Linked DNA regions of Homo sapiens: region 1 is linked to region 2. Evidence: read pairs that join two places in POLR2A ChIA-PET (ENCODE). Cell type or tissue: GM12878. All regions are shown on one strand. Links, peaks and the distances in the headings refer to the core of each region. The heading gives the core; the rest is flanking DNA. Region 1 has its middle 9.1 kb from the start of PTCRA. Region 2 overlaps BICRAL (BICRA like chromatin remodeling complex associated protein).

Region 1 (2,912 bases), core at 303-2,802, 120 kb after region 2:
CCTTCAGTTCTTCCCCTAAGGATTTCTTCCTAACTCACCAGGTTCACTTTCTTTCCCAGATGTCCTTGGCCCTGGTTCTACTCCCAAGATCCTTGCTGGGAGGCTCTGGTTTCTTGCTATACCATTGCCTCCTTTCCTGCCAGCCAAGTGCAAGATGAAAGCATGCCTATGATGTCAAAACGGACTTGGGTGTTCTCCCAGCCACAGTAAAAGTCAAATGTCCTCGGAATTAGGGAGAGTGATGTGCATGTGGTTGGGAAGTGGGGGATCATCTCAGTGTCATTCTTAAATCTTCTCTCACATTCTTTCATTTTGTCCACAGCACAACCCCATAAAATGATCAGGACAAGTTAGGAATTAGGGATTGACAAGAAGGACCTCAAACATCACTGAGTCCAAACCCTCTTAGATAGCTAACCAAGTCCATGAAAGGAAGTAACAGCTGGGTTTGGAACCGAGGCCTCCTGACTCCTGACCCAATGCTCTTCCATTAAACCAGGCTGCCTCCCCTTGATGGGGCTCAGAGGCCCCTGCCCTGTGGGCAGCCATCTAAGCTCATGCACTGCCACAGATATGCATGCAGAAGGCAGGGAGAGAAAATAAGGAAAATTGAATAAACAGACAGAGGCAATGGTATTTCCCATCCAGGTAAATCTAGAGCCTCTCCTTGAGTCAGCCAGGGCACCAGAGGCCAAGAGGTTATTTCAGCAGGGGGTAGCAAGGCCAGGTATCAACCTCTAGGTCTAGAGATAGGTTCCAAACATCCCTAAGCTCATTTATAATTCGTCAGACATCTTTCATCGGTTATTTAAGATATTTCTCGGCCAGGCGCAGTGGCTCATGCCTATAATCCCAGAACTTTGGAAGGTCAAGGCAGGCAGATCACTTGCAACCAGGAGTTTGAGACCAGCCTGGGCAACATAGCAAAACCCCATCTCTACTAAAAATACAAAAAATTAGCTAGGCAAGGTGGTGCACACCTGTAGTCTCAGCTACGTGAGAGGCTGAGGTGGGAGGATCAATTTAGCCTGGAAGGTCAAGGCTGCAGTGTGCCGAGATCGTGCCACTGCACTCCAGACTGAGCAATGGGAGTGAGACCCTGTCTCAACAGATATAGCTAGAAAGATGATAGATAGATAGAGATAAATAGATAGATAGACAGACACGGCCAGGTGTGGTGACTCATGCCTGTAATCCTAGCACTTTGGGAGGCCAAGGCAAGCGGATAACATGAAGTCAGGAGTTCGAGACCAGGCTGGCCAACATGGTAAAACCCCATCTCAACTAAAAATACAGAAATTAGGTGGCATGGTGGCTCACGCCTGTAATCCCAGCACTTTGGGAGGCTGAGGCAGGTGGATCATCTGATGTCAGGAGTTCGAGACCATCCTGGCCAGCATGGTGAAACTCTGTCTCTACTAAAAACACAAAATTATCCAGGCGTGGTGGCGGGCACCTCTAATCCTAGCTACTCGGGAGGCTGAGGCAGGAGAATCACTTGAACCTGGTAGGCAGAGTTTGAGGTGAGCCGAGATGGCGCCACTGCACTCCAGCCTGGGTGACAAAGCGAGAATCCCTCTCAAAAACAAAACAAAAAAAGAATCCCTTGATGGCAACTTGAAGGAGCCCCTCATCTCCTCCAGGCACAGGCACATGTGACTAAGGACAGGACCGGGATGTCATTGTAAAGGTTGCCGAGATTCAGTGCTAAGTAAATGCTTAGCCCTCCAAGTCTCTTATGCTAAAGTAAGGGCATTGCTGGGAAAGGTCTGGGAGCCTGAGATGAGATGGAGACATTTAGGCAGACATGAATAAGACTGAGAACTTTGAAACCCCAAATTCCCTTGAAATTCTCATGTCTGTAGAGATAAGCTCCTCTAATACTGCTCCCTCCTCCCAAAACATCAGCCTCAGAACCCTCCCTGCCCCCATCCCTCTTGGGCCCCAGGCCCTTCATGAGTTAGGTCCCAGCACAGCCCATGGAGAAGCACAAGGTCACGCTGAGAGGGGGACGCCGGGCTGAGTTACAGGCCTGGCCAGCTTGTCTTGGCAGAAGCTGCAGGAGCATGTGTGGGAGTGTGTGCTGAGGGAGCTAGACCAAGGTGGGGGGATGGAAGCCTTGGTTTGTCCAAACTCGTTGCCGTGGATCCTTATCCAGGATTTGGGATTTACTGTGTTGGCCTGAGCACCTGGGAGGAGAATTAATAGTTGGCTAGATTGGCTAATTAAAGTCTGGATTAAGTAGTAGCCTACAGTTAATAAGCATGAAATGCCAGAACTTCCCTGGCATTCTGTAGAAGAAGGAATCAGAAGTCCCCGGGAGACGGGAATGCTGGACTGGATCTATGATGCGCACCTTCTTAGCCACTGCTGCCACATATTTTAGGAGGGTCTGGAAAACACTCCCTTTATGAAAGCATTAAGAAATGCGTTCGTGAGGGCCACCAGCATCCTTGACTTGCTCTGATGACTGTCCTGTCTTGACTAGAGAGCTAGTGGGGTGTGCTGGATGGATCAGTGGAACTGGATTCCCTGATCTCAATGAGAATAATAGCATCTTGGTGGTACAAAGGCCAAATGGTGATGCTTACTTAACAAAGGCAAGGTGGATATAATAGCCCACAACAAGGCAAAGGGACTAAATCATCACCAGGTGGACAAGATGACAGTCCTGTGGACGATGGTCAGCTGCTTTCCCAGCTGCCCCCAGGGCTTGTGCAAAGATATAAAGTGGCCATGGTGACAGGGATGGAAGCTATGTCTGGGCTCAGTAACAGAGTCTTCTCCTCTCTGAGGCTGATCTGGCTGTGGCCAGTGCTGAGCGTCGACCTCCTCACAGCCTAGTGCTGAGTCCCTGATTGGGCATCATTCTCACCTCATTGTAGATTGGTTTGACTGGGTCCTCCCATCAC
Region 2 (2,912 bases), core at 216-2,715:
ATTTTCAAGAAAGAGGGAATGGTCACCTCTGTCAAATGCTGCTGAGAAGTTACACAATGAGAATAGAGAAATGTCTATTTGGATTTGACAACATGATGGTGACTGTTTTGACAAGTGGTCCAAGCCACATTGGGATGCTTCGAAGAGAGAATAGGAAGTGAGGTGAATATCGACAGCTCGTTAGGGAAATTTTGCTGCTGTAAAGTGGAGAGAAGCAGCTTAGTGGCTTCAGAGGGAGATGGGGTCAAAGAAGAGGGCTTTTTTTTTTTTTTAATTTTTTTTTAAGACAAGATGTCACTCAGTCATCCAGGTTGGAGTGCAATGGTGCAAATTACGGCTTACCACAGACTCAACCTACTGGGCTCAAGTGATCCTCCTACCTCAGCCTCTCCTGAGTAGCTGGGACCACAGGTGTGCACCACTGTAACCCAACTAATTAAAAAAAAATTTTTTTTATAGAGACAGGGTCTCCCTATGTAAAGAAGAAGGCTTTTCTTTTAAACAATGGGAACTAGATAGGCTAATGAGAATATTTAATAGAGAAGGTGAGACTAATCCAGAAGAGAGACCAAGACTACCAAGGGAGCAGCATTCTTTTTTTTTTTTTTTTTTTTGGAGACAGTTTTGCTCTTGTTGCCCAGGCTGGAGTGCAGTGGCGCAATCTCAGCTCACTGCAACCTCCACCTCTTGGGTTCAAGCAATTCTCCTGCCTCAGCCTCCCAAGTAGCTAGAATTACAGGTATGCACCACCACACCCAGCTAATTTTGTATTTTTAGTAGAGACGGGTCCACCATGTTAGCCAGGCTGGTCTCGAACTCCTGACCTCAGGTGATCCACGCACCTAGGCCTCCCAAAATGTTGGGATTATAGGTGTGAGCCACCATGCCTGGCCGGGAGCAGCATTCTTAAGGAATTCAAGACACAGGAAGAACACTTGCCTTTAGTGGGAGCAAGACAACGCAGTGTGGCAGAAGACAAAGAATGGGGGCACAAGTGCAAGGTGAATTGGAGGTAGAATATAGGACTTAACTTTCTGACGGCTTCTGTTTTCTCAGTGAAGTCTGAGGCAAGGCCGGTGACTTAAACAAAGAAGGGGTAGTGGATAATTTCAGGAAAGATGGACACTTCACCTTGAGCAACAGGACAAGGAACTGAGTAACTGGGAAACAAGGTAGTTTCAATGCTGGGCATTGTTGAATCCCTTGCCGTGGCTTGGGGCCATGAATTTAAGGTGAAACCAGTCAGCTGAGTTAGTTGTGTGATTTTTTTTTTTCTCCTAGCAACATTCAGCTGTTATGAGGGCAGCGAAGAGCAGGCAGGTGATCAGTTCACCCAAAATTCGTGTTTTGCCCTGCAGGTTTGACAGAGGAGAAGCAGTGCCAGAGGCTTGAGAGTAGTTGCAAGGGGGTGATTTTGATGATGAACCTTGAAATGTTAGCTGAGTAGGAAAGCAAGAGAAGAATCAGAGTGGGGGCCATGAAAATCATTACTGGCTTAAAGTGAGTTAATGGGCGCAGAGTTTCAGTTTGGGAAGATGAAAAATTTCTAAAGCTGGATAGGGCTCTTGGTTTCACAGCAATGTGAATGTATGTAATGCCACTCAACCAAACACTTTTAAATATTTAAAATTCAGTAACTCTATAGAGAAATAAAGGGTTTTCCCAATCCTGGAAAAAAATGGTTAAAATTGTAAATCTTACATATATTTTACCATAGTAAAAAATGAATTAGGCTGGGCCCATGGCTCACACCTACAATCCCAGCACTTTGGGAGGCTGAGGCAGGCAAATCGTTTGAGGCCAGGAGTTCAAAACCAGCCTGGCCAACATGGCAAAACTCATCTCTACTAAAAATACAAAGAAAATAGCCAGGCATGGTGGCACACACCTGTAATCCCAGCTACTCAGGAGGCTGAGGCATGAGAATTGCTTGAACCTGGAAGGCAGACATTGGAGTGAGCTGAGATCTTCCCACTGCACTCCAGCCTGGGTGACATAGCTAGACTGTCTCAAAAAAAAAAAAAAAAAGAATGAACACTTAAATATTTGTGGCAGATAGAGGTGTTATTTGCATATGGAAGAAAATTGCTTTAGAAATGAAATTTCAGATTACTGAAACTAAAGAGAAAGTATCTCTTCTTATCATGGTACCAAGCTTGAGGGTGCATAAGTCACCTATAGACGTAGAGATTGTAGTATAGGACCTGGGAATATTACATTATTTGCTCCCATGTTTACTGTTTTGTTCTAAGCCTTTAGCACAGCATTCAAAACAAGTTGAGCACTCAGTAAACATTTGCTGACTCAGTACTTGGAGAACCTAGGTAGAGTAGAATGATGGGAATCAAAAGGAAAACAGTATTCTGTTAGAGATCAGCAATATCTTACACTAGTAGAGGGATCTGTGAGAAAAAGAATCAAGACCATTGAATGTGTGGCGGCTTATAGCATTTGACATTCTGATCTGTGCACGTGATGAGAAAAAAAGTCTGATTACAGAACAGGGAAGGAGAGAAATAAGCATTGAGTTTCATTTTTTGTTTGTTTTTGAGACAGGTTCTCACTGTTACCCAGCCTGGAGTGCAGTGGTACAATTGTAGCTCACTGCAGCCTGGACCTCCTGGGATCAAGGGATTCCCCCAACCTCAGCCTCCCAAGTAGCTGGGACTATAGAAATGCAACACCATGCCCAGATAATTTAATTTTTTTTTTTTTTTTTTTTTTTTTGTAGAGACAGGGGTTTCTCTTTGTCACCCAGGCTGGCCTCAAACTCCTGGGCTCAAGCAGTCTTCCCACCTTTCCCTCCCAAAGTGCTGGGATTACAGGCGTGAGCCACTGCATCCTGCCGAGAAAATCATTTTTTATTTAAATAATGTCAAATGGAAGTATGTAGCACCCCCCCCCCACCTTCT

The links. Peaks named below come from ENCODE experiments on the same cell type or tissue, not always from the same donor. Only the 100,000 strongest peaks of a DNase experiment are listed, where the experiment ranks them.
Region 1: POLR2A ChIA-PET joins it to region 2 with 7 read pairs; 19 of 35 experiments call an interaction of 5 or more read pairs at or near these places.

What each region holds. Positions count from the first base shown.
Region 1 is chr6:42,905,518-42,908,429 of GRCh38, forward strand. No RefSeq gene overlaps it. Among named protein-coding and RNA genes, the nearest start is that of PTCRA, 9.1 kb to the right of the region's middle. In GM12878, for the core only: no CTCF peak of the experiment used is centred there; no DNase peak of the experiment used is centred there.
Region 2 is chr6:42,787,629-42,790,540 of GRCh38, forward strand. All of the region lies in intron 1 of BICRAL (BICRA like chromatin remodeling complex associated protein), which reads left to right. LOC401261 (a long non-coding RNA gene) reads left to right here. Exons shown (of 2, transcript NR_134654.1): 2 at 2,788-2,912. Among named protein-coding and RNA genes, the nearest start is that of BICRAL, 7.0 kb to the left of the region's middle. In GM12878, for the core only: no CTCF peak of the experiment used is centred there; no DNase peak of the experiment used is centred there; H3K4me3 peaks cover 319 bases; H3K27ac peaks cover 1,621 bases.